2 separate regions of the Homo sapiens genome follow, and region 1 is linked to region 2. A link is a loop called in an ENCODE intact Hi-C map of the cell type or tissue named here. Cell type or tissue: endothelial cell of umbilical vein. All regions are shown on one strand. Links, peaks and the distances in the headings refer to the core of each region. The heading gives the core; the rest is flanking DNA.

Region 1 (15,920 bases), core at 2,863-10,862, 89 kb after region 2:
GTGCAGTGGGGCCAATGAGGACTAGGGCTGTGCAGCACAGCCAGGGTGGGGGTGGCGGGCCACCAGGAGCTGCTTGGAACCAAGGATCCTGGGGCCATCCCACCCCGCACAGCTCTGGGTGAGCTTGGGGAGGGAGACACACTCTCATCCTACCTCGCCCCACCCGACAGCGCTCCGAGTCCTGAGTCCCCTCACCCCCATTCTACAGACACAAAGCTGAGGCCAAAGACAGGACGCTCACTTCCTGAGTATTTGCTGCCTGCTGCGTGGACACCACCAACCTATTGTTTACAGCAGTCAGAGACCCGCCCCCCAGACCCCCAGGACCCCCAGGACCCCACTCCCTGGCAAGGAGGGTGTCCTCAGCAATGGTGACCCACACCAAAGCGCTCCCCATCCAGGGTCACTGCCCCAGCCGGTGTGAGGCCTGTAGGGCACTGGGGATGCGCGACTGACTCCCCTAAACCTGCTTTTCCCACGTCAGGGAGGGCTGCACACCCAACTCAGCTCTGTGAGGACGGACTGATGTTGGCATGCAGGCTGTGGCCGTGAAGGGAGGGTTTGTGGAGGGGCGATTTGTGAGCCTGGAGGAAGTATGGGCCGTGTGTGTGTGTGTGTAACTGTGTGTGTGACTCTGTGAGTGTATGACTGTGTGTGACTGTGTGTGTGACTGTGTGTGTGTGGGTGACTGTGTGTGAGATTGTGTGTGACTGTGTGTGACGATGTATGTGTGTGATCCTGTGTGTGACTGTGTGTATGTATGAACTGTGTGTATGTGTGACTGTGTTTTTTTGACTCTGCGTCAGTGACTGTGTATGACTGTGTGTGACTGTGTGACTGTGTGTGGGTATGAGTGTGTGTGTGAGTTCATGTGTGAGTGAGTGACTGCATGAGTGCGTGTGTGTGACTCTGTGGGTGGTGTGGGAGACTGTGTGGCTATGTGTGTGACAGCATATGTGTCTCTGTGTGTGTGTCTGTGAGACTGAGAGACTGTGTGTGAGACTGTGTGTATGTGACTTTGTGTGTGTGTGTGAGTGTGAGTGTGCATGTGTGTAAGAATCCTTCCATGGGAAGGCATCAGAGGTGTCTTAGAGTGGCAGTGGACAGCAGCATCCATGCAGAAGGGGCAGCTTGTGGACAGAGTCACAGGCTGGTTAACTGGTGACAAATTCCTGAAGGTCCCTGACAAATTCAAGAAGAGCCTGTTCCCAGATCAGTGGGGTCTGGGTTTTGTGTTCACCTTTTCCCACTGCTCCAATGAGGCAGGACAGTGGGGCCAGATTGCATTCAACCATGGTCAAGGGCTCCCCTACAAGGTGGGGAGGACTAACTCCCTTCCCAGCCCAGGGACACAGAAGGTTAGAGCAGCCTGTCCAGTGGGAATTTGAGCTCAGACAAGGGAAGCCACTGTCTCAGAGTCACAGAGCAGGTCAGTGGCAGGCCCAGGTCCTGGATCCTCAAGCTCTTTGTCTCTGAAGAAATATTCCACCCCAGAGCATGAGAGTTATCTGAGCACTGACTCCCTGGCAGATGAGGTCATTTTGCCTGTTCTCTCTTTTCACCTTCATTGTGTGTGTGGTTTGTGTAAATATCCCCATCATATGGTGGAAAACTTAGGCTCAGAGAGGGGCAAAGGCCTGTGCAAGGCTACAGAGCTCAGAAGTGGCTAAGCAGAAACAAGGACCAGACAGAATTTCCCTTGACTTTGCTGTGGTCCATCTGGAGGTGGGGCAATTTACTGGGGGACAAGAGGCCATCAGCAGCCCTCTTGGTGGCCATGTGGGCTCAGGGGAGATGTGCATGTAGATGCTGGAGGCCATGATGTTTTCACCCTCGCTCATTTCTAAAGGGGCAAGAATCTTTGCATGGCACAGACCCCTCATTTGCCAAAATGACCCTCCCCTCCCTGCCTCTGGCCCCAGAGGTGAGTCACAGGTGGGTGAGGGTGGGGTCAGGCAAGGGCAAGGTGATGTTGCTAGCACACCCTTCAGGCCCTGCTTCAACCCACGACCCTTGGTCTAGACAGGACACTGGGTTTTTCAGGCAAAACCCAGATACATTGTATCAAAATTTGGATTTCAAATAATATTTTCAGGTGATTCACATGCACACTGATAATTTTAACTGGCAGTAATTCTATAAATGAAAGGGAAAAGAATATATAGATATATTGATTGTCAAAAATGTACAGTAAAGACTATGTTTCAATGCATATACATCTTATCTTACAAAAATAACTAAAAACAACAATAAAGAGGGGATAGGGAATGAGTTGAAGTAGAAATTAAACAGAAATAGGGCATAATTAGTAGATGTTGAGGCTGAGCATCATCTTATACTGAAGGGGTGGCCTGCCCCTCCACACCTGTGGGTGTTTCTGGTCAGGTGGGATGAGAGACTGAGAAAAGAAAGAGACACAGAGACAAAGTATAGAGAAAGAAAAGTGGGCTCAGGGGACTGGCACTCAGCATACGGAGGACCAAGGCCAGCACAAGTCTCTGAGTTCCCTCAGTATTTATTGATCATTATCTCTACCATCTTGGAGGGGGATGTGGCAGGACAATAGGGTAATAGTTGGGAGAGGGTCAGCAGGAAAACATGTGAACAAATGTCTCTGTATCATAAACAAGGTTAAGAAAAAGGTGCTGTGCTTTGATGTGCACATACGTAAACATCTCTGTGCATTAAAGAGCAGTATTGCCACCAGCATGTCTCACCTCCAGCCCTAAGGCGGTTTTCTCCTATCTCAGTATATGGAATATACAATTGGGTTTTACACTGAAACATTCCATTGCCCAGGGACAAGCAGGAGATAGATGCCTTCTTCTTATCTCAACTGCAAAGAGGCCTTCCTCTTTTACTAATCCTCCTCAGCACAGACCCTTTATGGGTGTTGGGCTGGTGGATGGTCAGGTCTTTCCCTTCCCATGAGGCCATATCTCAGGCTATCACATGGGGAGAAACCTTGGACGATACCTAGCTTTCCTAGGCAGAGGTCCCTGCAGCCTTCCACAGTGTTTTGTGTCCCTGGGTACTTGAGATTAGGGAGTGGTGATGACTTTAAACAAGCATGCTGCCTTCAAGCATTTGTTTAACAAAGCACATCCTGCGTAGCCCTCAATCCATTAAACCTTGAGTTGACACAGCACATGTTTCTGCAAGCACAGGGTTGGGGGTAGGGTTACAGATTAACAGCATCTCAAGGCAGAAGAATTTTTCTTAGTACAGAACAAAATGGAGTCTCTTATGTCTACTTCTTTCTACATAGACACAGTAACAGTCTGATCTCTCTTTTTTTCCCCCATATTATACTATTTTGGTTATTGTGTATAAGTTAAAATATTCTCTAATAAAACACTTGTATAAAAAGAAAAACTATAGCATTAGCTCTTAAGATCATGATTAGGTTTGGGGAGGAGGAAAAAAGGAAGTGGTTTGTGGGCAAAAACAGGGGTAGTTCTATTCTATAGTTATGCAATGTATTAGTTTTGTTACAACTTATTGAGCATTACATTAATATTTTATTGTGCATATATTTCTGTATGCGTGTTATACATCAATAAAATTTTAAATATTATTTAATCCTAACTTAATATTTCAGAATAATAGCAATGCTTGGTATTGTTTTGTTTGAAAGTGGGGCATTTACACTCAGGCATCATGAGATGGATACTAATATTCCAAGGTATTTACTCATGTCCTGACCCTTGGGCGTCCCCCTCAGTCTTTCATTTTTTATTTCAATTGAGTAAGTAACATGGTTTTAGTTTTGGGGAATGTAAATTTCTTACAGCAAAGTCCTTCCTCCACAACAATATTCACATAGCACAGTGGGCTGCACACAGTGTGCACTCAGTATGTGTGGAACTGGTTTGAATCAGGAACAAAACAAGTAGCAGAGGTCAGTTTTGCAAAGGATAGAATATGGGTAATACGAGTAAGACTGAAAGGCCACAACTCAACAGCAAACACGTTTTACATTAATTTGAGAAATATTTTCAACTGGTTCTCTGAAAGATGTTGGTTTACAGCAGACATTTTGGAGTATGGTTGCATATTGTAATCACCGGGAGAGCTTTAAATCACACTGCTGCCTGGGTCTCACTCTAGAGATTCTGGCTTAATTATTCCCTTGCAACTTGGGTTTGGGAACATTAAACAACACCACCCACATGCACAGCAGTTTATTCTAATGTGCACCCAAGGGTGAGAAGCATTGATTCAGGGTCAGGAATGCATTGGTTGTGTGTGATTTCTATGTGTGCTCTAGGCATTTGCCATATAGCTGCTCCTAGATGGGGGTCTTAGAAAACATCTTGGCCCTTCAAAACATACTCTGCTGGTTGGCTAAATTGCAACAGGGAAAAATATCAGCAGCTCTATCTCTATGTCACTTGCCTTCAGAGCAAAAGTTTTTTCAGGCACAGTAAGTTGATTTAGTCTGTATTAAAAATCACAGGCTGGGCGCGGTGGCTCACGCCTGTAATCCCAGCACTTTGGGAGGCCGAGGCGGGTGGATCACGAGGTCAGGCAGTCGAGACCATCCTGGCTAACACGGTGAAACCCCGTCTCTACTAAAAATACAAAAAAAAAATTAGCCGGGTGTGGTAGCGGGTGCCTATAGTCCCAGCTACTAGGGAGGCTGAGGCAGGAGAATGGCCTGAACCCAGGAGGCGGAGCTTGCAGTGAGCCAAGACAGCGCCACTGCAGTCCAGCCTTGGCGAAAGAGCGAGACTCCGTCTCAAAAAAAAAATAATAATAAAATAAAATAAATCACAAGTATCCTACCAATACAGAATAATGACACAAAGGGTTTGCAGATATGTGGAGTGCATTATAGGTGTTTTCATATTTATCCTATGATAAGAAATTAAAATGTAATGTTGGGCATTAATTTCCTACACTCAATGCTTAGCCATTTCCTCAAATCATTTCCAGTTTTTCCAAGAGACTTCAGAAGCATTCCCTGGAGTGAATTATTTCCAATGGTGAAGAGTACTGGATGGATGGAATGAGATTCTCAAAAAAAAATCTTGCTTCTATTTCAGAAATGTAACTCTTTAGCCCCTTGAAGGACCAGGAAACCTGGCTGAGTAGTGTGGTCTATGGAGGTGCATGGGCTTCAGAGACAACGTTGATCCTGAGTCCAAGCCAGCTGCTTAGTAGATGTGGGAGAGTTTTATACTTACCTGCAAGAAAAGACAAAACAAAATTGATTGCAAAAACAGAAATTAAAAAAATTTTTCTTATTGTATTCATATTCTTGGAAATGGCTTTTATAGTGGTTCCCATCAACAGACAGATTCTGTTTCCCAAACCTTGAATCTTCCTTATTTGCACAGGCCGAAGCTGTGCATATGACAGTGTGCCAGTTTGGGGCCCAGGCTCAAAAGGTCTTAAATGCTTCTGTTATCTTTTTCAGAATTTTTCCATGTCCATGAAAACAAGCCCATTTTAGCTTTCTGTAGGATAAAATAGCATGCTGAGAAAAGCCAAAGTGCGCCAGTTTACAGACAGCTCACTCCCAGAAGCAGAGCCACCTAATTCACCAGCAGCTGACCACTCACACCTGAAGGAGCCAAACTGAGCCCAGAAGAATGGCCCAGCTAAGCCCAGCCTAAATTTCTAACCAGCTCAACCCCCGAGAGAGAAGGCAGTCGAGGCTGGTTAGGAAAATAGGGACGGAGGGTCTCGGGAGAGGAAAAGCACCTGTGGGACTGCACCTGCCCCGCCCCTGTAGCTAGTGGGAAGAAATGTGGTTAAGAACTTCCTCTTATGCCAGGATGTTGCTCAGATGGGACTATCCCAGCTTAGACATAGGCAAAATAAATCAACCTAAATTTCCTTGTCTTCACCCAGCTCATTGTAAAGTCATTAACATGGTATTAGCATTGTGGTTTTAGCTTCTCCCCTGTAAGTTTCCCTTAGGCACTCATGGGTAATAACCAAAATGGAGTCACTGTGGTCAACCCCAGGCATGCGCAGATGCAACACCCTTGGTGGGGAACTTGACCCGTCCCATTTGGGTAGAACCCACAGAAGACTTCCTCGTTCTTGCCACATAAAAGACCCAGAACTCAGCCCCATTTCTGGCAACCTGCTTTCAGGTCCCCTCTTGCTGCTGAGAGCTTTCCTTTTGCTTAATAAATCCTACTCTGCTTTCTCACTCTCTGGTGTCCATGTGCCTCATTTTTCCAGGTCATGGGACGAGAGCCTGAACCTGGCTGAACTGAGGAGACCACCACACCAGCACCAAAGAGCAACTAGGAGACCGTGATATTCACGTGGACACTCTCAGCTTGCAGCCTCTGCTCTCTCTAGGGGCACTGTCCCACCCACCCTTGAGCCTGAGAAGAAAAGTTGGTAGAGAGGTTGTTCCCTCACTTCCAACAGAAAAGAGGTGTCCAGGCCCTCAATTCCCTGAGGTTAGAGCCCTCATGGCTGCACTCAATGTGGTGGCCACCTGCCATATGTAGCTACTGAGTACCTGGAATGTGGCTGGTTTGAAGTAATATGTGCTGCAAACAAAAAATGCACAGTGAGTTTAGAAGAATTAGACCAGAAATATACTTTATTTCTAATTATATATTGATCATGTATTAAAACAATAATATTTTGGATACAATAGGTTACAATTATCATAAACAATTTCACTTGTTTATTTTTATTAGTTTGGATGTGGCCAATGAAAAATTGTAAATTCACAAATAGCCAACATTTTATTTTTTAGAGACTTGCTTCTCTCTTCAAATCTCAGGTGTCCTACTCAAAAGACCAGAGGCCAGAAAGGTTATGAGATCTAAAATTTTAAAATAATTGTGATTATATTGTTTCCGTTTGTGAACAAGTGTGTCTGTGTGTGCGTGCGCGTGCGTGCACAATTTATAAACGGACGTAACCTCACACAACAGAAGTTTAAAAATGAACCCCCAACAGAGCCAGGCCTAGCACAGAAAGCCCTGCCTGAAAGTACCTGGAGACACGAGTCTGTCAGTCTTGCCTCATTAAGTGTATGGTCGAATTTCTGTCACTCGAATTCTGTCACTCAAAGCTTGAGGGCGTAGAGCTAGTAGTTGTATCCAATGAGGGCGCTGGACTGAGAACTGCCCAATCAGGCAAAGGAGGGGGCGGCATCCGGGATCTGGCGCCGCTTTTGCGTCAGGCTTCTGCCTGAGCTCGGTTAGGGCCTCACCGACCTGCTTCCACCCCTCAGGGAGGCCTCAGTGATTCGGCCACAGCCTCAGCCTCCGTCGCTCTGTGACCTGCGGGTATTGGATGATTCGTAGCTAAGACTCTACGACATCCCTGAAGCCGGGAAATGGTGAGTGTGCCGGGCAGGGCGTCCGGAGGCGACGTGGCGGGGAGGCCTTATCGGAACCAGCGGGAAATGGCGGCAGCGGTACCCAGTCTGCGAACGGAGTCCCCGCTGCCGCCGCTCAGCCCTCGGTCCTCAGTCCCCTCCGGTGAGGGACCCGCGCTCCTGTCGGGGGACCCGCGCTCCTGTCGGGGTCCCCGCAAGGCTGCTCTGGCCCAGCCTGCAGCCCTCCTTGTGCAGTTTTGCGCCCGCAGCCCCGCACCTTCCCCGGGCTGTGGGGTGAGGAGTAGCTCATCTGGAAGACGCCTGCGTCGCGTGCGCGATGCCGGAGTGGGAGCAGCTGTGGTCCGGGGGGGTCCTATCCCTACTTGACCCTGTTCGGAATGAGATCGAGGCCCCATCAAAACATAAGAGTTCATGTGAGCAAATGGGGACTCATTAACGGGACAGCGCAGGCCTTGGCTCATGGTTTGAGGACTGCCAGCGGGTCTTGAAGGAAAGGCTTTTGTGAGGTGTGTGAGGAAGCAAAGCAAATCACCCGCCCTCTCTAACTTGCCCACCAGTCCCCTTGCCCTGTGCGCCTCCTCCTCGTGGCTGTTCCTGAGTAGCATCTTTTAGAATACGCTAGTGTGTGCGCGCACAGCGCTTCGCTGAGTTCTGTGAGTAGTTCTGCCACATTATTGAACTTGAGGAGGGTGTGGGCGCCCCTGGTTTGTAGACAGGTGTTCAGAAATGAAGACGGGTGTCCAGAGGCAGGGACTGGCGTCTGCAGGAGGGCAGCTGTAGGAAGAGCGCTGAGCTTGTGGGGTCAGCACTGACTCTGGGTAGTGTCATTAGTGAGTTGCTGGACACCCCGTTGGGGTTGGAGCATTGACTGGTGTTGAGGAAACTCCGCAAGTTTTTTTGTCAGAAGAAAGACATGGCTGAGCCTGGGCTGGGGGGAGTCGCAGGTGTCCGCGGGAGACCTGACCGGGTTCTGCACATGCACTGTCCTGCTGCGCACTGTCCTGTTCCTCCAGGTCTCCTCCCGGGTAGAGAGGGCACTGAGAACTTGGAGGAAAGGAGTTCTGAGAAACATCCCTTCCCCGCACCCTGCTGCCGGCTGCCACCCAATGCTAACCCGCTCCTGAGCACGCCCACTGGGCATTCGCATGGCCACACGCGTCCTAGGACAGGGTTCTACCCTCAGGAATTGTGGCCATGGCAGCTTTGCTCCTACAGTTTTCTCCTAAGAATACACACAGTGCCCAGAAGACTCCACGCTCATCTCAACCCCAGATCTGCAGCAGGAATCTGTTTTCTTCACCTACCCAGGCTTCTGGACCACCTGATCCTAATCTCCTCTGCCTTTATGGACTCAGGAATCAGTCAGAGCGTAGTCTTGCCTGGGCCTGTACCTGTAGCACAAACCAGTCCTTTCATCAATCCTGCCCTGCCCCCACCCAAGGCTCTTGATAGCTCCTTTCTCTCTTATGCTCTTTTCTTACCCACAAATCCTCTTTCCTGTGCACACAGTTTGCTCAAGTGCATCCCTCATGTGCTACAAGAATTCAGATGTTAGTGAGTTCAAGACCATGCCTTTAGACTTGCCTGTTGTAGGACCAAATACAAATTAGAAGAGGCTTAATGCTTTCTCTTTAGAATGAGGGAAGAATTTTTGCTCTTCTCCCTTTTCTTAAAGCATTTAGTTTGAAAACTTTTATATTTAAACATTTTCTCTGCTTCTTTGAAAAATATGTAAATCATTTTTGTCAGTTAACTAGGTCATTTGTCTTTTTTGACTCAAAACTGTCTTTAGGACCTGGGAACTATTGCTAGGAAATGCGAATAGCAAGAATATACACCCTATGCCACAGTTTCTGTAGGCGAGTAGGAGGCTGCCTTCAGCAGGTACCTGGCTCCACATTTCAAAACTATGTCCTATCATGAAGATATGGGAAGTGTTTGTTTTTTTGTTGTTGTTTGTTTTTAATATTACCAATTAGAAAACCCAGATGACCTCCCAAATTAGTTGACGTTATTATAAACTGTGTATGACAAATGGTGCTGTCATGTCTTGTACTTGAGTACTAACGGTGACGTTCTTTCTGTATTTGCAATCTATTAGTAGATTGCCTGTGATGTACATCATATTTTGGTTTAATTAAATAACAAATCATTATCTTGCTCTAATATTATTTTGGAGAGTATTTTAGGATTGGAGATGATTTTGCTTTTAGTTATATTTTCCAAACACTGTCCAGAATTACCAGATGGTATACACAAAGTGCCCACCAGGCTTCCCTTTAGAGAAAACCTTCCTTCTAAGGATTCCAGCCACAATCCACAATTTTGTGGCAAAGTGCAGCAAAGTGCTCCACAAATCTGCAAACAAAAAGGTTTCTCTATTTGGGATCTACAGTCATTTCTAGAGCAGTTAGACTATATTTCTACAAAAATAACTTTTCAGGACAGCCATCAGTTATTCCACTTCCGTGTGTGCTCCTGGCATCTTCAGATCTGACACTGGTTCAGACATCATGGGGCCCATACACCCAACCAGGATCACACATGTGCATTGATTAAACCTGATAACTTCAATTCTGTCCCTTCTCCCCTTGCCCAAATGCCCACAAATGTCCATAGCTCACCAGCCCTCCAGGACCTAAATGTGCAGTTCCAAATTCTGAATTTATGTCCTGGGATTTGAGAGAAAAACAGCACTTTTATCTGAGAAATACAAGTTCTTTTAATTATCAGACCCAGAGACTTGTTAAAATGAGACCACAGTCCTACTGTTCCCCTCTTTGAACTATTTGTTTTTTGAAATTCCTTGCTATTGCCATCAGTGGCTATAAAGTAACCTAATAATACCACAATGGACACTATAACCCACACTCTGTGGCTTAACATATATAGCCAGCCACTAACCAATTTTAATTCTATAAATCAATAGGAATGTCTAACAACTTTGTATCAGTCTCCTCTCTGCCTTCTTTTTTGCCTTTAAAAATACACTTGTAACTGCTTCTAATTGGAGTGTATATTCAGGGCAGCTATATACCCCAAGGTTGCAATCTTCAAGCTTTGGCCCAAATAAACTCTCTACTTATTTACCCCAGCTTTTTCCTTTTAGGTCGAAATATTCTTCAGAATGTGTTGAAGGAGCCTCCATGAGAGGCTCTCTCTGGTTTTACTCTGTTTGCTGTAATCCCCAAGAATGCAGAGGCGCATTGATCCCACCTAGCATCTGCACATAAAAGCTGGCTTCTGCCTAGGAGTCACAAGACAGGGCCAGATTTTGGGTTGAAGACATACAGAAAACTCACAGAAGGCATTTTCTGCATCATGAAAAGTCAACATAGTCTTCTTAAACCCCACTTTCAGAGTGGAGTCTTTGAGTTTTCCAGGTCTTGTCACCTGTGTGAGAGGCTTCTGGTGTGAACAGAATCCTGTGGCAGAATCTGTAGGTGTTAACACGCACCTTAGCAGTGAGAGGTCAGGGCCACAAAATATACAGAGCCATAATCACAACCATAATCACAAGTATGCCATCCTGTATACTGGGGTACTGGAGTACTTTCATCTTTCCTCTTGTCTCAGAGTTAGCTGATCAGGGACAGTGCACATCACATCTGGATCCAGGATCTGCAGCTCTACCAGGGCAGTTCTGTTTTCTGTTTGCACTCCACAAAGTCAGCCTCAGTCTCTCCTGCCTGGATCACTATGGGGGGCTTCAGCCCAGGGTCACTGAGGACACTCTCACCAGCATCAGTGAGTTATTTGAGACATTTGAGGATGTCCAAAGCAGACTGGGGTCAGTCTGACAAGAAAGTCTAATTCTGGTTCCATTTCAGAGAAAGAGAAATGACTTATCAAGGGTTTGTTCCTCCCCTCACAGAAAGAATCTCATTGGTTCATAACCAGATAAGAGTTGTTCCAGTTTTCTGGTTCTGGAGACTCAAACTGATTAATAAGCTAATTGCTTCTATTTTATATGGTCATTAGAAAAAGAGACGAAGCAGTTGTGGTCCCTCCCATCAAGGAACTTGCAGTCCAGAGCACATGAATAAATGGTTGAATTCAGCATCATGTGTTCAGTACAGAGACAGAAACTGCATAGGAAGCTTAAGCTTCATTTGCATTACTTCCCTTTTGTTATTTTGTAAGTTTTGATCCCTCCACCTGAAGGGCTATTCTGGACAGAAGAGAAGTTGTTATTATTTGTATTGTTTTTAGCTTGCTAAGAATAAGTATTTAGCTTCTAATATAATTGGTCTAGAAAAACATAAGGGTTTTGGTTAAATTCCTTCTTATTGTATGTTGTAATATAGACAGGGAAGTGTCTAAAATAGATTAAAATTACACAAACTCTGGGAATAAAATCTCTCTTGGGCAGGCTTAGGAAAAACAAAACTGAAAATATTTAGTGGCCTAGAGAGCAGAAGCCTAGGACCCACCTTCTATCCCAACCCTGCCCAGATCCACCCTCTGCTGAATCTTGTCCAGGTCTAATCCACACTGAAATCTCTCACAGAACTGCTTAGAGGAGATAAGAGTTTGGGGTGGCTACTCCTACTGCCTCTCCAGAGCTGGTGCTCCCAATTTCCTGAAACACAAAAGCAGATAAATGGGGAAAATCCTAGGAATTACGGGACACTTAGTACCCATCTCCCAGGATGTTATGAGAATTAACACACATACTGTGAGCCTCCCAGCAGAGTGCTCTGTGACATACTTCTGCACACATAGTACATGCTCCATAAAGATCACATTAATGCATGTGCACATGTTTTTCAAATGCAGACTTACTCAGACGTTTCCACCATCTCCAGCCTCTGTAACCTTTGAAGGGCCTGCAGAGAATGCCATGTTTCAGGATGACGATTGGTGGTCTTCAGATGAAAAGTATTTGTGTTGGGGTAAGGGACCCTGTGTGCTGTGCCTGCTTACTCTAGCTGAGTGGTACTATAATGGATCTAGGGGGAGGAATATCAGCATTAATAGGAGACTTGCTATAAGAAGCTATATAATTCATGGACCCTTTTCAAACCTGCAGAATTTTGTCACAGTGAGGCCTAGAATAGCAAATAATTTATACGCACATTGAAGCTTGAAAGCCAGTGCTTAGCTAAGTGACTCTCAGCTGAGTCTTCTAATAGTATCACATGGACTGTTTGAAGAGAAACAGTCACTTGTTCCCTCCCCACAGATCCTGTCTATTGTTCTGGGTGGAAACATCCCTGTTTTTTAAACTAAAACATGATTCTACAGTGAGGGCAGGGTCAAGCATGAGGGCTTCCAGATACTTTAATGAGTGGTGAGTTTACCCTTTGTTCCAGGAAGTCACAGGGTCTACTCTGCTTGGTTTTGGTAGCAGCAGGTCAGTGTAGCCCATATTTCCATTGCAGCAACAGTAATTGCTCGCGTGCCATCATTTTTCCTAAGAGTTATAGAATACTTTAGAGAACATGACTGTGTTGAAAGTTATTTTATCAGATAATTACAGTCAGAACTAGCTCCCTTAACTCATTTCTCCTGTAGTCAATTTAAGAACTCTGTCACTGGCCGGGTGTGGTGGCTCATGCCTGTAATCCCAGCACTTTGGGAGGCTGAGGAGGATGGATCACGAGGTCAGGAGATCGAGACCATTCTGGCTAACACAGTGAAACCCCATCTCTACTAAAAATACAAAAAAAAAAAAAAATTAGCCAGGCATGGTGGCAGGCAACTGTAGTCCCAGCTACTTGGGAGGCAGAGGCAGGAGAATGGCATGAACCTGAGAGGCAGAGCTTGCAGTGAGCTGAGATGGCACCACTGCACTCCAGCCTGGGTGACAGAGCAAGACTCTGTCTCAAAAAAAAGAACTCTGTCACTTGATAAATATGTGTTTTCAGGAACTCTTAACATTCAGGGATGTGGCCATAGAATTCTCCCCAGAAGAGTGGAAATGTCTGGATCCTGCCCAGCAGAATGTATATAGAGATGTGATGTTGGAGAACTATAGAAACCTGGTCTCCCTGGGTGAGGATAACTTTCATGTGTAATTCCTAATATTCCCTCAGAGTTTTATTTTTTTTCCTTTGTAGAATGTTTCTTGGGAGCTTCTGCTTTGCGTGAATTAATTTCACCTTGTTTCTTCATGAAAAAATTGGGAGTCTGCTGGTGTAAAAAAAATCTTTAAGATGTTTCATCTTTACCTAAACCTTCTCTTTTATTGAGGGAATTTTTGTCCTTCACTCTAGATTAGTGGTAATTTTATAAATTCAGTGTTGTAAAATATCGTTTTCCACATCTTAAAATCCAATTTGTACCAATTTACCAATTTTTTTTATTCAGTAGTACTGGGTAGTGGAACTTAGAACCCACAGATTTGAAACACTTAAATATTCTAAAGAGCCTATCAGGAAACAATTTTTGGATTAATTTTTTAGAATCTTCCATAATTTCTCTTTTCTTCTTAGCATAGTACTAGGTTGGTAATTGGAGAATCTTCAGCAGTAGTCACGTTATTTTATCTTATTTTTTAAATAAAACAGGTGTTGCTCTCTTTAACTCAGACCTGATCACCTGTTTGGAGCAAAGAAAAGAGCCCTTTAATGGGAAGACACATGAGACAGTAGCCAAAGCCCCAGGTAGGTGAGAGTGAATGAAGGAGAGGACACAGGCAAGGGGACCAAAGGTGATGAAGGAAGTCAGGCCTTAAAATGTACTTTGGAAAGCACTTCTTCAATGCAAATAATTTCTGAAAAGGCTGCATTTTTTCTCATGTTCACAAATAGGGGCATCTTCAGCCCCATGCTGTTAAATCTTCTAAAAATTCTCTTTTTTCTTTTTTTTGAGATGGAGTCTTGCTCTGTCACCCAGACTGGAGTACAGTGGTGTGATCTCAGCTCACTGCAGCCTGTGCCTCCCAGGTTCCAGCAATTCTCCTGCCTCAGCCTCCTGGGTGACTGGGATTACAGGCATCTGCCAATACACCTAGCTAATTTTTGTATTTTTAGTAGAGACAGGGTTTTGCCATGTTGGCCAGGCTGGTCTCAAACTCCTGACTTTAGGTGATCCACCTGCCTCGGCCTCCCAAAATGCAGGGATTACAGGCATGAGCCACTACACCCAGCCCTCTTTTTTCTTTAGAGATCTCCCTTCAAGTTTACAGGGATAGCCAATGTCTACTTTATCACTTATAAGGGGCTGCATGATCTCACTGCTGTTCCATTGCTTTTGGAAATATAGGAATAATTGTGTTATTGAGGAGCTCTATGTTAACGTATTTTTTTCAAATATTGATTTTGTATCATGCCTAAATATGTAAGGCAAGTAGTGGACATATTGGAATTTGGTTCAGAAATCCCAGGAACACTAGGGACAGATGTTGCACCTTTTCTGCTTAGTGATTTTTAATCCTGTTGCAAATGTAATTCTACAAAAATTCTTTCTTAGCAATTTTATAAGAATGATAAGCATTTTCCTAAATATGAAAAATGTATTGTTGATTGTACTTCAAAATGTTATTGATTTAGTATAAACTGAGATTTGTAATTTAAACTCTAGATGTGTAAATTTTCAAATTATAATATAGTTTAAAGCATGGTTTTCCAACCTTTTGGCTTCCCTGGGCCACATTGGAAGCAGAATTATCTTGGGCCACACATAAAATACACTAACACTAATGATAACTGATGAACTTTAAAAAAAATTTCATAAATAATTTTTATGATAGCTACTGCAACAGATAAGTGAAATGTTCTTACATTCATAGCATTGGGCACCACTTGATTAAAGTATCTACTCACCTTCAAGATTTCTTAAATGCACTGTCATTAACTAGCTTAGAACACTGCTAAGTGTATATTATTATTTCTTAATAACTATTATCTTATACTTTTAGTAAGAAGCCTACTGGGGGCCAGGCGCAGTCGCTCACGCCTGTAATCCCAGCACTTTGGGAGGCTGAAGTGGGTGGATCACCTGAGGTCAGGAGTTCAAGACCAGCCTGGCCAACATGGCAAAACCCCATCTCTACTAAAATTGCAAAAATTAGCTGGGCGTGGTGGCAGGCACCTGTAATCCCAGCTACTCGGGAGGCTGAGGTGGGAGAATCGCTGAACCCGGGAGGCCGAGGTTGCAGTGAGCCGAGATGGCGCCATTGCACTCCAGCCTGGGCAACAGAGTGAGACTCCGTCTCAAAAAAAAAAAAAAAAAAAAAAAAAGAAGCCTACTGGGGTTTCATCATTGAGATCTATTGATATCTATATAAAAATGTGGGTCTCACACATACACCCACCCATATAAGTTATATATGTGTATTGTAAATTCTCACTTAACATTGTTGATAGTTTCATGGAAACTGTAAGTGAAGCAATATATTGTTTAAGAAAACTAATTTTGGCTCAGCACGGTGGCTCACACCTGTAATCCCAGAACTTTGGGAGACCGAGGTGGGTGGATCATGAGGTTAGGAGTTTGAGACCAGCGTGGCCAACATGGTGAAACCCCATCTGTACTAAAGATACAAAAAATTAGCCGGGTGTGGTGGCATGCACCTGTAATCCCAGCTACTCAGGAGGCTGAGGCAGGAGAATCGCTTAAACCCAGAGGCAGAATTACTATAGTTGAATTGATA
Region 2 (15,920 bases), core at 4,431-12,430:
GGAGGAACCTTCCTCATTCAGGAAAACTCACGAATAATCCACCTTCTGTTGAGCATACAATCAAGAAATAAGTATAGTCAGTAGAACCAGCTCATGTCCCATCTCTGCCTGTGGTACAGCCAGTTTTCATTCCTTTACTTTTCTAATAAACTTGCTCTCACTTTACTCTATGGACTCGCCCCATATTCTTGCTGGACAACCAAGAACCCTCTTTTGGGGTCCAGATCAGGACCCCTTTCCTGTAACACCTTGGTGAGGCCTATTCAAATCTTTGGTCAGTTTTAAAAATCAGTTTTTTCCGTATACACTCTGGAAACATGTCTCTTATCAAATATATGATTTGCAACTACTTCCTCCCAGTCTATGGCTTATATTTTAAAAATTAAAAGTTTTTAAATTTTTTGATAAAATCTAATTTGTTAATTTCTTATTGCACGCATTGTGTTTTTCATGTCTTATGGAAGAAATCTTTGCTTAATTCATTGTCATAAAAGTTTTCTTTTAAAAGTTTTCATCTAGAGACCACAAAGTGAAGTGATCTGGACCTGGAGATGTTTTTGTGAGCAAGTTTTTAACTAGAAATTTAATTTTTTTTTAGAAATTTAATTTTTAAAATAAATACATGCCATTTAGATTTTTTTTTCTTGGATCAGTTTTTGTAGTTTGTGTCTCAAATGTATTTTAAGTTCTAAAATTTAGTGACATAAAGCTGTTCAGACTATTTCCTTATCCTTTTTACATCTGTGAACATCTGTAGCTATGTCACATCTTTTAGTCTTGATATTGTTATTTTGTGCCTGTTCTCTTTTCTCCCCTGACTGACTAGTCTAGATATAGGATAATCAATTTTATTAATTTTTTTTAGAAAACTAGCTTTGATTCTATTGACCTTTCTCTCTGTGTGTGTGTGTGTGTGTGTGTGTTGTTTTCTATTTCATTGATTTCTGTTTTGGTCTTTGTTATTTTCTCTTTTCTCTTTGGGTTTAATTTTACTTTTTCTAAATTTTTAAGTTTAAAGCTTAGGTCATTGATTTAGACCTTTTTTTCCCCTAATATGATTACTAATGATATAAATTTACCCCAAGCTCATTTTCAGAGGCAGCTCACAAACTTTAGTGTTTTTATTTTCATTCAGTTCAAAATACTTTCTGATTTTCCTTTTGATGTCTGCTTTGACCCATGGATTATTTAGAGCATGTTGACTTTTTATCATGGGTTTGGGGCAATTTTATTGTGATGTGTCATAATTTTCTTTGCAATTCTTGCACTTTGAACTTTTCATAATTTACCAAATTTGCTAATTTTTTGGCTGCTTCTTCAAATATATTTTTGATCCCCTCCTCTTTCTCCTCTCCTTTGGGGACTGCTATCATATATATATATATGTATATATATGTTAGGGAGCTTCAAGTTATTGTACTACTAGCTCACTGATGCACTCTGGATTTTAAAAATTCTTTTTGTTCTCTCTCTCTGTTTCATTTTGAATAGTTTTTGTGGTTCACTAATCTTTTCTTCTGCAATTTCTAATTTGCATAAGATGAAGATTTGAGGTTTCTGTATCTTGATGTGTTAGGCCTTCCAACCTTCTGCTGGTTTTTTGAACATGTGTGTTGCCCTTGGTGAGAACATGATCACTGTGCTTGTGCATAGATGCCTTTACTTTACCCTGTATTCACTTCCCATGACCTTTCTCTCCGCCTCTTTTCTCTGTGTCTCCATGCCAAATGAAAAACAATATTTTCCTTCATTGGAGGGAACAAGTAAGAGTCTTAGGATTTCCAAGGGAATCCTAGCATTGTAAAGGTTTTGAGGAAAGAGGCTGCAGGCCCGGCCAGAGGAAGAAAATCCACTTTGTTTGGAGTGGAGTTCTGCCGCACTCATGTCAGATGACTTTCACATTTTAAAGAGATTTCTTTATAACACTAAGACATTCTTTGTAAAAATTCAAGTGGACTTGACTAAGCTGAGGGTTCAGAAAATGGAATATGAGACATGGGCTTTTTGTGGAAAACAAAGATTGAGAGGGAACTTCCCCATAGTAAAAGCAAAATGGGAAGTGCAGGGTGAGACCCTTTTACACAGAGTGGTGGAGAGAAAATAGAATACTGGAAAGATTCGCCTAGATGCAGAGTGGCCTACAGAGAAACCGCAGCCCTGTTTTTATTTCTCTGGAGTCTCCAAATGGATTATTCAAGGAGCATCCTGTGTAAAGAATTGAGTCAAGGAAAATATTCATACAACCAGCCTGAGTCAATGAGGCAGTGAGAGGGTGGTACACACGCTGGTGATTATTTCATACCAGCAATGCTTATTTCACTGAGGATATTTGAACCTTCAAATCCTCTTCTCTAACAGCCATTTGTGACCCCAAGAGTTGTGTGGAACATTTTCTTTTAAAACACCCTCTCTACATTTCCCATATACTCAGTTTAGCTCTCAGAGAAGGAGCTAAATTATAAAGACAGTGAAGAGTCATCTGAAGTAGTTCTTGGATGTAAAGAAGAAGAGGGTGACTTCAGCAGGCTTTGTATCAAAATCAGGCTGAAGGCTTGTTATGGGTCTTTGTACCTCTTCTCTCTCCCTCCAGCTGCTGCCTGCCTCCTGCCTCTGTCCCTCAGGGCTTGCTGACTCTGCCTTAGTCCTGGGGCTGGCTATTCAGTGGGCTCCTCACTTCTGGCAGTGTAATAGCAACAGAATGTGATTCTTGGGGTACCCCTTGGGGAGCTGAAGGTGGCTGTATTGATGGATCTATTTTGGGACGCAGGAGAAAAGATGCACAGCCCCATCTTCATGCACAGCCTCATCTTCCAGGAGCCATGACTCAGAGGAAAAGGGTGCTTGGATTTTGTTATAGCCATTTGCTTTGTGGAAATTAATGTTTACCATTTTGTATAAAAGAGAGAATATGCATTAGGTCTTCCAACTGTTTATTTTTTAGCTTCCAACTGTATATGTTTATAGATTTTTAAACCAAGATGCTTTATATATATTTTTTTGTGGAAGTATGATAAGTTTTATGGTGCATGGTTGGTACTGTAAACTTGTTTTTCAACTCTATTTTAGATTAAGGGGGTACATATGCAGGTTTGTTTGATGTGCATATTGTGTGATGTTGCTGTTTTGGGTATGAGTGATCTTGTCACCCAGGTACTGAACATAGTACTCAACAGTTTTTCAACACTTGCTTCCCCTCCTTCCTACATCTACTAGTTCCCAGTGTCTATTGTTGCCATATTTATGTTCATGAGTACCCAACGTTTAGCTCCCACTTATATCTGAGAAAATTCAGTATTTGATTTTCTGTTTCTGAATAAATTTGTTTAGAATAATGGCCCCCAGCTGCTTCCATGTTGCAGCAAAAAAACCCATAATTTTATTCTTTTTATGGCTGCATAGTATTCTGCGGTGTATATGTGCCACATTTCTAAAATCCAGCCTACCACTCATAGGTTACTACGTTGATTTCATGTCTTTGCTATTGCACATAGTGCTGCAATAAACAAGTGAGTGCATGTGTCTTTTTGGTAGAATAATTTTTTAAAGATAAATACCCAGTAATGGGATTGCAGGGTAAAATTGTAGTTCTAAGTTCTTTGAGAAATCTCCAAACTGCTTTCCACAGTGGCTGAACTGATTTACATTCCTACCAGGAGTGTATAAGTTTTCTGTTTTTCCCACAGTTTCACCAACATATGTCTTTTGTTGACTTTTTAACAATATCCATTCTGACTGGTGTGAGATGATATCTCACTGTGGTTTTGATTTGCATTGCTCTGATGATTAGTGATGTGGAGCATATTTTCACATTTGTTGGTGCTTGTAAGTTCTCTTTGGATAAATATCTGTTCATGTTTTTGCACATTTTAAAATAGGTTTATTTGTTTTCTGCTTGTTTAATTGTTTATATTTCTTACAGATTCCAGAAATTAGACCTTCATCAGATCCATAGCTTGCAAATATTTTCTTTCATTCTATAGATTTTCTGTTTACTCTGTTGATAGTTTCTTTTGCTAAGCAGAAGCTTTTCAGTTTAATTAAGTCCCACTTGTTAATGTTTGTTTTTCCAGAAATTGCTTTTGGAGACTTAGCCAAAAATTCTTTCCCAAGGCTAATGTCAAGAAATATATTTCCTAGGTGGCATTGTAGCATTCTTATAGTTTGAGGTCTTAAATTTAAATCCTTAATTGATCCTGTGTTAATTTTTGTATACGGCCAAAGGTATAGGTCTGGTTTTACTCTTCTGCATATGAGTAGCTGGTTATCCCAGCACCATTTATTGAATAGAGAGTGCTTTCTCCATTGCTTATTTCGCCAGCTTAGTTAAAAATTAGATGGCTGTAGGTGTGCAGGTTTATTTCTGAGTGTTGTATTCTGTTCTATTGGTCTGTGTGTCTGTTTTTGTACCAGTACCATGCTATTTTGGTCACTATAGCCTTATAGTATATTGGAAGGTAGACAGAGTGATGTTTCTTGCTTTCAGGCAAAGTAGATCCTGAGTCCCAGCCAACTGCTTAGTAGCTTTGGGGCAGTTATATAAACCTCATCTGCAAGAAAAGGCATAATAAAATTGATTGCATAAATGACAAATTTTTTTTGGCCAGGCGCAGTGGCTCACACCTGTAATCCCAGCACTTTGGGAGGCCGAGGTGGGTGGATCACCTGAGGTCAGGAGTTCGAGACAAGCCTGGCCAACATGGGGAAACACATCTTTACTAAAAATAGAAAAAGTTAGCCAGGCATGGTGGTATGTGCCTGTAATCCCAGCTACTCCGGAGGCTGAAGCAGGAGAATTGCTTGAACCCAGAAGGCAGAGGTTGCAGTGAGCTCAGGTCATGCCATTGCACTCCAGCCTGGGTGACAAGAGCAAAACTGCATCTCAAAAATAAAAAAGACAAATATTTTAAAATTTCTTCTTGTATTCATGCCCTTGGCAGTGGCTTTTATAGTCGTTCCCATCAAGAGACAGATTCTGCTTCCCAAACCTTGACTCTTTCTTGCCTTATTTGCACTGGCCAAAGCTGTGCACATGACAGTATGTCAGTTTGGTACCTAGGTTCAAACAGTTTTAAATGCTTCGTTTTGTTTTTCAGAACCCTTTCATCTCTATTAGAACAAGCCCATTTAACTTTCTGGAGGATAAAATAGCATGCTAAGAAAAGCCAAAGTGCCCCAGTTTACAGACAGCTCACTCCCAGAAGCAGAGCCACCTAATTCACCAGCAGCTGAACACTCATGCCTGAAGGAGCCAAACTGAGCCCAGAATAGCCTTGCTGAGCCCAGCCTAAATTTCCAACCACCTCAATCATGAGCTAGTATGTTTTGAGATTGTTTGTTATGCAGTTATAGCTTAGTAATATATATACCCATTAAATACAGGATGCCAGGACAGATTGATTACAAATAACCTGCAAACGCTCGGCACCCTGTAAGTATTGATTTTATTTTCCCTTTATTTAATAGATTTGTTGTAAGATGGTATTCAGTTATTCAGAAGTGAGGTAGGAGAATAGGGTGTAGAGGCAGGGAACTTAAGGCCAATTTGTGCTGACTTCCTAAAAGAAAAAACACCAAGATCTGGGGGCAGGGAACCTAAGACCAGTTAAGGCCAACTTCCAACAGCTAAACCGAAAGAAAAAGAACCCGTCCCCCCACACCAGAGTGGCAAAGGATCAAAGGCTACTCTCCCTACAACCCACCCCGTTCCACCACTCCTCAGACGGAAAGGGAGAGTGCCTTGGAGTGGCCACAGGCTAAGCACACGCCATCCCTTCATCTGCATAGGATGTCAATTCCTGTCAGTTTTTAATTAGCCACAGACCAAATCCTTCATCCAGATAAGGGGCAGCCAATAGGGACCCCAAAAGCTGTACTTAAAACCCAGAAAACTTTGTAACCAGGTCCTTGAGCCATTTGCTCGAGCCCACGCCCACCCTGTGGAGTGCCTTCTCACTTTAATAAATTTCTACTTTTGCTGCTTCTTCCGGTGTTTTGTTCCTCTGTTACTTTCTGCGTTTTGTTCAATTCTTTGTTCAAAATGCCAAGGATCTGGACAACTCACACTTACGGCCTTCCTTCTGGAACAGAAGTGCAGGTAGATGTGGATGCAAGTGATCGGTGCTTAAACTCACAGCATGCCCCACGCCACAGGAGAAAAACACACAGTTACAGCCTGACAATTAGGTCCAAAGATAAATAAGAAACAAGAAGTTTGCCTTTAATCCATTCCCTCTACATCTAAACTTTGGAGGTCAAGGCTGCGAAGATATCTGAAGACATTGTGTTCTCTCCTACTGGAGCCCCATCATTCTTTGTTTATTGTCTGATATTTAAAAGGAAAACAAACCTCTGAGAGAGGAAGCAGTCAGAGGCTGGTTAGGCAGATAGAGAGGGAGGGTTTTGGGACAGAAAAAACACCCACAGGACCGCACCAGCACTGCCCCTGTAGCTAGCAGGAAGAAATGTGGTTAACAACTTCCTTATGCCAGGATGTTGCTCAGAAGGGATTTTTTCAACTTAGGTGCAGGCGCAATAAATCAACCTAAATGTCCTAAACTTGACCCAGCTTATTAGAATATCGTACACACGACATTAGCATTGTTGTTTTAGCACACCCCTTCCCCCATTTCTCCAAGTTTTTGCTTAGGCACTCATGGGTAATAACTAAGATGGAGTCACTGTGGCCCACCCCAGGCATGCACAGATGCAATACCCTTAGTGGGGAACTTACCCCTCCCATTTAGGCAGAACCCCAGAAGACTTCCTTTTTCTTGCCCCATAAAAGACCCAGAACTCGGATGCATGAAGTGGCTCACGCCTGTAATCCCAACACTTTGGGAGGCAGAGGCAGGTGGATGACTTGAGGTCAGGAATTCAAGACCAGCCTGGCCAACAACATGGTGAAACCCCATCTCTACAAAAATACAAAAAATTAGCTGGGCATGATGGTGGGTGCCTGTAATCCCAGCTACTCAGGAGGCTGAGGCAGGAGAATCACTTGAACCAGGGAGACAGAGGTTCCAGTGAGCTGAGATCAAACCACTGCACTCCAGCCTGGGCAACAGAGCAATACTCTGTCTCAAAAAAAAAAAAAAAAGAAAAAAGAAATTAGGCCCATTTCAGGCAACCTGCTTTCAGGTCCCCTTTTGCTGCTGAGAGCTTTCCTTTTGCTTAATAAATCCTACTCTGCCAAACTCACTCTCTGGTATTGCCATGCTTCATTCTTCTTGGTCGTGGATGAGAGGCTAGACCTGGCTGAACTGAGGAGACCACCACATCTCTACAAAACAGCAACTGGGAGACCGTGGTCTTCACGTGGACACTCTCAGCTTGCAGCCCCTGCTCTCTCTAGGGGTTCTGTCCCACCCACCCTTGATCCTGAGGAGAAAAGTTGGTAGAGAGGCTGTTCCCTCACTTCCAGCAGAAAAGACGTGTTCAGGCCCTCAATTCCCTGAGGTCAGAACCCTCATGTCTGCACTCAATGTGGCAGCCACCTGCCATATGTAGCTACTGGGTACCTGGAATGTGGATGGTTTGAAGTAAAATGTGCTGCAAACAAAAAATGCACAGTGAGTTTAGAATAATTATACCAGAAATATACTTTACTTCTTTTTTTTTTTTTTTTTTTGAGACGGAGTCTTGCTCTGTCGCTCAGGTTGGAGTGCAGTGGTGCAATCTCGGCTCACTGCAAGCTCTGCCTCTCGGGTTCACGCCATTCTCCTGCCTCAGCCTCCTGAGTAGCTGGGACTACAGGTACCCGCCACCACGCCTGGGTAATTTTTTTGTATTTTTAATAGAGACGGGCTTTCACCATGTTAGCCAGGATGGTCTCGATCTCCTGACCTCGTGATCCACCCACCTCAGCCTCCCAAAGTGCTGGGATTACAGGCGTGAGCCACAGCGCCTGGCAAAATATAGGTATTCCTAATTATGTGTCTGGAGTTGGTTCCTTCCGGTGGGTTTGTGGTCTTGCTGACCAAGAATGAAGCCACGGACCTTTGTGGTGAGTGTTACAGCTTTTAAAGATAGCACGAACCCAAAGAGTGAGCAGTAGCAAGGTTTATTTTGAAGAGGGAAATAACAAAGCTTCCACAGCATCGAAGGGGACCCCAGTTGGTTGCCACTGCTGGCTGGGGTGGTCAGCTTTTATTCCACCTCCCATTTCCCCTTAATTGTGCCCTCCCGTGTTCCGTTTTTGTCCTATCACAGTGCCCTTTTTTCAATCCTCCCTGCAATTGGCTACTTTTAGGATCCTGCTGATTGGTGCATTTTACAGAGTGCTGATTGGTGCATTTTACAATCCCCTTGCTAGCTACAGAGCACTGATTGGTGCGTTTTTACAGAGTGCTGATTGGTACATTTTACAATCCTCTTGTAAGACAGGAAAGTTCTCCAAGTCCCCAGTTTACCCAGGAAGTCCAGCTGGCTTCACCTCTCAATTATATATTGATCACATATTAAAACAATAATATTTTGGATATAGTAGGCTAAAATTATCACAAACAATCTCACTTGTTTTTATTATTTTCGATGTGGCTAATAAAAAATTGAAAATTCACTAATAGCTAACATTTTATTTTTTAGAGGATTACTTCCTTCTTAAAATCTCATGTGTCCTACTCAAAAGACCAGAGGCCAGAAAGGTTATAAAACATTAAAATAATTGTCATTATATTGTTTCCGTTTGTGAACAAGTTTGTGTATGCACGCGTGCATGTGTACGTGTGTGTGCATGTGCGTGCATGCATGCGTGTGTGTATAATTTATATTATAAATGGACCTAACCTTACATACCACAAGGTTAAAAAAATGACCACTGGGCTGTACCAAGCCAAGCACAGAGATAACACCCCAGCCTGGGCCGGGCGTGGTGGCTCACGCCTTTAATCCCAGCATTTTGGGAGACATAGGCGAACAGATACCCTGAGGTCAGGAGTTCAAGACCAGCCTGGCCAACATGGTGAAACCCTGTCTCTGCTAAAAATACAGAAATTGGCCGGGTGTGGTGGTGGGCACCTGTAATCCCAGCTACTTGGGAGGCTGAGGAGAATCGCTTAAACCCGGGAGGCAGAGGTTGCAGAGAGCCGAGTTCGCGCCACTGCACTCCAGCCTGGGCGAGAAGAGCCAGACTCAAAAAACAAACACAAAAAACCTGCCTCAAAGTACCAGGAGGCCAGAGCCTGTCACTCTCGCCTCATTCAGTGCTGTGTATGGTTGCAACTTCTGTCACTCAAGGCCTGAGGCGGGAGACTTACAGCTCTATCCAATTAGAGCGCTGGATTGACAACTGCCGAATGAGGCGCGCAGCAGAGAGGAGGGTGCGGCATCCGGGATCTGGCGCGGCTTTTGCTTGTAGCTCCAGCCAGAGCTCGGTTAGGGCCTCATCGCTCTGCTCCCGCTCCTTAGGGAAGCCTCGGTGATTCTGCCACAGCCTCAGCCTCTGTGGCTCTGTGACCTGCCGGTATTGGATGATTCGTATCTAAGACTCTGGGACACTCCTGAAGTCGGGAAATGGTGAGTGTGCAGGGCAGGGCGTCCCAAGGCTGTGGAGGCCTCATCGGAACCGGCGGGAAATGGCGGCGGTGGGAGGAGTCTGTGAATGGAGTTCCCGCTCAGCCCTCTGTCCTCAGTCCCCTCCGGTGAGGGACCCGCGCTCTTGTCAGTCCCCGTACAGCGGCTCTGGCCCAGCCTGCAGCCCTCCTTGTGCAGCTCTGCGCCGGTAGCCCTGCACTTTCCCCGGGCTGTGGAGTGAGTAGGAGCTCATCCGGAAGACACCGCGGCGGCCTGCGCGGTGCCGGCGTGGGAGGAGCTGTGGTCCGGAATCCCGTCCCTACTTTACCCTGTTCAGAATGAGATTGAGGCCCCATCAAAACATGGAGTTCATGTGAGCAAACAGGACTTATTAATGGGAAAGCTCTGCCGTGGCTCGTGGTTTGGGGACTGCCAGCGGGTCTTGAAGGAAAGGCTTTTGTGAGGTGTGTGAGGAAGCGAAGCAAATCACCTGCCTGCGCCAACTTTGCCGCCAGTCCCCTTGCCCTGTGCGCCTCCTCCGCGTGGCTGTTCCTGAATACGCTGGTGTCTGTTCGCATCTTTTAGAATACGCTGGTGTCGGTGCGCACAGCGCTTCTCTTAGTTCTGTGAGTAGTTCTGCCACATTATTGAACTTGAGGAGGGTGTGGGCGTCCCTGGTTTGTAGGCAGGGGTTCAGAAATGAAGACGGGTGTCCAGAGGCAGGGACTGGCGTCTGCAGGAGAGCAGCTGCGGGAAGAGTGCTGAGCTTGTGGGGTCAGCGCTGACTCTGGGTGGTGTCGTTAGTGAGTTGCTGGACACCCCGTTGGGGTTGGAGCATTGACTGGTGTTGAGGAAACTCCGCAAGTTTTCTGTCAGAAGAAAGACATGGCCGAGTCTGGGTTGGAGGAAGTCACCTGGTGTCCGCAGGAGGCGCGGCCGGGTTCTGCACAGGCGCTGTCCCGCTGGGCACTGTCCTCTTCCTCCAGGCCTCCTCCCGGGGAGAAAGGGGACTGGGAACTTAGAGGAAAGCAGTTCTAAGAAACATCCCTTCCCCGCATCCTGCTGCCAGCCCCCACCCAATGCTAACCCACTCCTGAGCACGCCCACTGGGCATTCGCACGGCCACACCTGGCCTAAGACAGGGTTCTACCCTCAGGAATTGTGCCCATGGCAGTTTTGCTCCTACAGTTTTCTGCCAAAAGCACACGCAGTGCCCAGAAGACTCCTGGCTCATCTCAACCCCAGATCTGTTTAGCAGGAGCCCGTTTCCTTCTCCAACCCAGGCTTCTGGACCATCTGATCTTAATCTCCTATGCCTTTATGGACTCAGGAATCAGTCAGTGCGTAGCCCTGCCTGGGCCTGTACCTGTAGCACAAACCAGTCCTTTCATCAGTTGTGCCCTGCCCCCACCCCATGGCTCTTGATAGCTCCTTGCTGTCTTGTGCTTTTTCCTTCCCCACAAATCCTCTTTTCTGTGCATACAGTGTGCCCAAGTTCATCCCTTACGTGCCTACAAGAATTCAGACGTTAGGGAATTCAAGACCATGCCTTAGACCTGGCTGTTGTAGGAGCAAATACAAATTAGAAGAGGCTTAATGATTTCTCTTTAGAGTGAGGGAAGAATTTTTGCTCTTCTCCCTTTTCTTAAAGCATTTAGGTGGAAAATTTTTATAATTATTTTCACCAGTTTTTGAAATATATGTAAATCATTTTTATCAGTTAAATAGGTCATTTGTCTTTTTTGACTCAGACTTGTCTTTATCTAGGACTTGGGAACTATTGCTTTGAAATGTGAATAGCAAGAATATATCCCACAGTTTCTGTAGGAGGGTGGGAGGCTGCCTTCAGCAGGTACCTGGCTCCACATTGTGGGTCTACGTCCTGTCATGAAGATGTGGGAAGTTTATTTTTCTTTTGAATATTACCAATTAGAAAACCCAGATTACCTCCCAAATTACTAGGTGAAATAATAAACTGTGTAAATGGTGCTTTCAAGTCTTCTACTTAAGAACTAATGGTGACTTTTTTTCTGTGTTTGCAGTCTCTTAGTAGATTGCCTGTGATGCACATCACATTTTGGTTTAATTATATAACAAAACATTTTCTTGCTGTTCTATTATGGTGGAAAATTTTTTTAGGATTGGAGATAATTTTTCTCTTTTTTTTTTTTTTTAAGACGGAGTCTTCGCTGTGTCGCCAGGCTGGAGTGCAGTAGTGCGATCTCGGCTCACCGCATTCTCCACCTCCCAGGTTCAAGCGATTCACCTGCTCAGCCTCCTGAGTAGTTGGGATTACAGGCGCGCCACCACACTCAGCTAATTTTTTTGTATTTTTAGTAGAGACGGGGTTTCGCCATGTTGGCCAGGATGGTCTCCATCTTCTGACCTCATGATCCACCGGCCTTGGCCTCCCAAAGTGCTGGGATTATAGGCGTGAGCCACCGTGCCTGGCTGAAAATTTTTCTTTTAGTCATATTTTCCATGCACTGTTTAGAAGTACTGGACGTTATATACAAAGTGCCCACCAGGCTTCACTTGAGAGAAAAACCTTTCTTCTCAGGATTCCAGCCACAACCCACAATTGTATGACAAAGTGCAGCAAGGTGCTCCCCAAATCTGCAAACAAAATAGTCTCTCTATTTGGGATCTACAGTCCCTTCTAGAGCAGTTAGACTAGATTTCTACAAAAATCACTTCAGGACAGCAATCAGTTATTTCACCTCCTTCAGTGCTCCTGTCATCTTCAGATCTGACACGGATTCAGAGATCACGGGGCCCATAAACCCAACCAGGATCATACATGTGCATTGATTAAACTTGAGAACTTCAATTCTCTCCCTCCTCCCTTTGCCCAAATGCCCGCAAATGTGCATAGCTCACCAGCCCTCCAAGACCTAAATGTGCAGTTCCAAATTCTGAATTTATTTTCTGGGATTTGAGAGAAGAAAAGAACTTTTATTTGAGAAATACATGTTCTTTTAATGATCAGACCCAGAGACTGGTTAAAATGAGACCACAGTGATGTACTGTTCCCGTCTTTGAACTATTTGTCTTTTGAAATTGCTTGCTATTGGCACAAGTGGCTATAAATTAACCTAATAATGCCACACTGGACACTATAATCCACACCCAATAGCTTAACAATGTATATAACCAATCACTAACCAATGTTACTTCTGTAAATAAGAATTCCTGACAACTTTCTATCCTGCCTTCCTTTTTGCCTTTACAAATATACTTGTAATTGGAGTGTATATTCAGGTAGCTTTATACTCCAGGATTGCAGTCTTCAAGCTTTGGCCCCAGAAAACTCTCTACTTATATTATGTTTATCCCAGTATTTCCTTTTAGGTCAAAATATTCTTAAGAATGTGTTGAAGGAGCCTCCATGAGGTGATCTCTCCTCTGGTTTTACTCTGCTTACTCTAACCCCTAAGAATGTAGAGGCACATTGATCCCACCTAGAATCTGCATACAAAAGTTGGCCTCTGCCTGGGATTCCCAACACTGGACCAGACTTTGGGTTGAAGACATACGAAAAACTCACAGAAGACATTTTCTGCATCATGAGAGGTCAATGTAGACATCTTAAGCCCCATTTTTAGAGTGGGGCCCTTTGAGTTTTCCAGATCTTGTTCAGTGACCTGCTACAGCTGTGTGAGAGGCTTCTGATGGGAACAGAATCCTGTGGCAGAATCTTTAAGTGTAAACAAGCATCTTAGCAGTGGGAGGTAAGGCCACAAAATATCCAGAGCCTTAATGACAACCATAATCACAAGTGTACCTTCCTCCTCTATACTGTGTTATGGGAGTAGAGTACTTTTGTCCTTCTTCTTACCTCAGAGTTAGCTGATCAGGGACAGGGGATATCACATCTGGAGCCAAGATGTGCAGGACCACCAGGACAGCGCCATTTTCTGTTTGCACCACACAAAGTCAGCCTGAGTGTCTCCTCCGTGGATCACTATGAGGGCATCATTACTCAGCATCTTTGAGTAATGAGACATTTGAGGATGTCATGTGCAGACTGGGGTCAGTCTGACAAGGTCTAATTCTGCTCCCATTTCAGAGGAAGATAAGTGACTCATGCAGGGTTTGTTCCTCCCCTCACAGAAAGAATCTCCTTGGTTTGTACCCAGATAAGAATTGCTCCAGTTTTCTGGTTCTTTGGTGAAAAATGAGGAATCTGGAGACTCAAACTGATCAATAAGCTAATTGCTTCTATTTCATATGATCATTAGAAAAAGACATAAAGCAGTCATGGTCCCTACCATCAAGGAACTTGCAGTCTAGAGCACATGAATAAATGATTGAATTCAGCATCGTGTGTTCAGTACAAAGACAGAAACTGTATGGAGACTTAAGCTTAATTTGTGTTACTTCCCTTTTATTGTTTTGTGAGTTTTAATGCCACCATCTGATCAGCTGTTCATTGACAGAAGAGAAATTGTTGTTATTATTTGTGTTGTTTTTACCTTGCTAAGAATAAATAATTAGCTTCTAATATAATTGGTCTAGAAAAACATAAGGGTTTTGGTTAAATTCCTTGTTATTGTGTGTTATAATGTTATAAAATAGGGAATTAGCTAAAATAGATTAAGATACAGAAACTCTGGGAATCAAATTTCTCTTGGGCAGGCTTAGAAAAGACAAAACTGAAAATACTTACGGGCATAGAGAGCAGATGCCTAGGGCCCACCTTCTGTCCCAGTTCTGCCCAGATCCACCCTCTGCTGAACCTTGTCCAGGTCTTACCCCACACTGAAATCTCTCACAGAACTGCTTAGAGGAGATCAGAGTTTGGGGTGGCTACCCCTACTGCCTCTCCAGAGCTGGTGCTCACAATTTCCTGATACCCAAAAGCAGATAAATGAGGAAAAGCAATATACTTTTGTGCCTTAAATTCTTTTTTATAAAATTAAAGTCAGTGTTTCTAGAGACATCCTATCCAGCAACCTGTTCCCCATCTCTGCAGTTTCAGTGGTTTTTTTCACAAGTCTCATAATAACTACAAACACAAAAATAAAAAATTCCTCTGAATTGCACTTAGCACTTCCTTTCTGTATCTGTCCCGTCTCTCTATATTGAGCTATTATTCTACGCATTTAAAAAAAAAAACAATGATAAGAAAACAGAAGAACAAATAGAAATGCTGGGGCCCTGCATTTAAATCCTGGGAAGCATGGGACTACTTTTCAGGATGTTATAGTATTAACACACATAATGTGAACTTCCCAGCACACTGCTCTATGGCATACTTCTGAGCACATAGTACATGCTCTATAAAGATTGCATTGATGCATATACACGTTTTTCAAATGCAGACTTACTCAGACTTGCCACCATCTTCCGCCTCTGTAAACATTAAAGGGCTTGCAGAGAATGCCGTATTTCAAGATGATGATTGGTGGTCTTGTCTTCGGATGTAAAGTATTTGTGTCGTGATAAGGGTGTTGCAGTGAGGGACTCATGCTGTGACTGCTTTTTCTAGCTGAGTGGTATAATGGGTCTAGGGGGAGGAGTGTCAGCAATAAGAAGACTTGCAATAACAGGAGACTTGCAATAAGAAGCTAATTCATGGACCCTTTTCAAACCTGCAGAATTTTGTTACTTACAGTGAGGCTTTGAATACCAAATAATTTATATGCATTTTGAACCTTAGAGGCAATGCTTGGCTGAGTGACTCTTAGCCCAGTCTTGCAGTAGAATTACATGGACAGTCTGAAGAGAAACCATAACGTGTGCCCTCCCCACAGATCCTGTCTGTTTTTCTGGGTGGAAAAATTCCTGTTTTTGGTTAGGCGCGGTGGCTCACGCCTGTAATCCCAGCACTTTGGGAAGCCGAGGCAGGCGGATCACGAGGTCAGAAGATGGAGACCATCCTGGCCAACATCGTGAAACCCTGTCTCTAATAAACAAAAATTAGCCAGGCATGGTGGCGGGTGCCTGTAATCCCAGCTATTCGGGAGGCTGAGGCAGGAGAATCACTTGAGCCTGGGAGGTGAAGTTTGCAGTGAGCTGAGACCGTACCACTGCACTCCAGCCTGGGCAACAGAGCGGGACTCCGTATTAAAAAAAAAAAAAGAATTCTGTCACTTGATAAATGTGTATTTTCAGGAACTCTTAACATTCAAGGATGTGGCCATAGAATTCTCTCCAGAAGAGTGGAAATGTCTGGACACTTCCCAGCAGAATTTATATAGAGATGTGATGTTGGAGAACTACAGAAACCTGGTCTCCCTGGGTAAGGATAACTTTAATATGTAATTCCTAATACTTTTTCAGAATTTCATTTTCTTCCTTTGTAGAATGTCTCTTGAGAGCTTCTGCTTTGCATGAATTAATTTCAGTTCCTTCACGAAAAAGTTGGGAGTTTGGTGGTATAAAAAATAAAATCTTTAGGATGTTTC

What was found. Hi-C counts contacts between places; a loop is a spot of excess contacts. Peaks named below come from ENCODE experiments on the same cell type or tissue, not always from the same donor. Only the 100,000 strongest peaks of a DNase experiment are listed, where the experiment ranks them.
Region 1: a loop joins it to region 2, with 4 times the contacts of the local background. A loop is called at or near these places in 4 of 110 quality-filtered maps.

The regions. Positions count from the first base shown.
Region 1 is chr4:205,461-221,380 of GRCh38, forward strand. LOC124900642 (zinc finger protein 141-like) reads left to right here and starts at 13,096. Exons shown (of 2, transcript XM_047416470.1): 1 at 13,096-13,318; 2 at 13,834-14,183. The coding sequence starts at 13,180. The coding sequence ends at 13,937. It also overlaps the pseudogene ZNF876P. In endothelial cell of umbilical vein, for the core only: no CTCF peak of the experiment used is centred there; a DNase peak (open chromatin) is centred at 7,141; H3K4me3 peaks cover 1,133 bases; H3K27ac peaks cover 621 bases.
Region 2 is chr4:115,161-131,080 of GRCh38, forward strand. ZNF718 (zinc finger protein 718) reads left to right here and starts at 9,341. Exons shown (of 4, transcript NM_001039127.6): 1 at 9,341-9,513; 2 at 15,628-15,754. The coding sequence starts at 9,511. LOC124900641 reads right to left here and starts at 10,431. Exons shown (of 1, transcript XM_047416469.1): 1 at 8,044-10,431. The coding sequence starts at 10,088. The coding sequence ends at 9,612. RefSeq lists enhancers at 9,326-9,765, 10,056-10,255, 10,516-10,575. In endothelial cell of umbilical vein, for the core only: no CTCF peak of the experiment used is centred there; a DNase peak (open chromatin) is centred at 9,251; H3K4me3 peaks cover 1,784 bases; H3K27ac peaks cover 842 bases.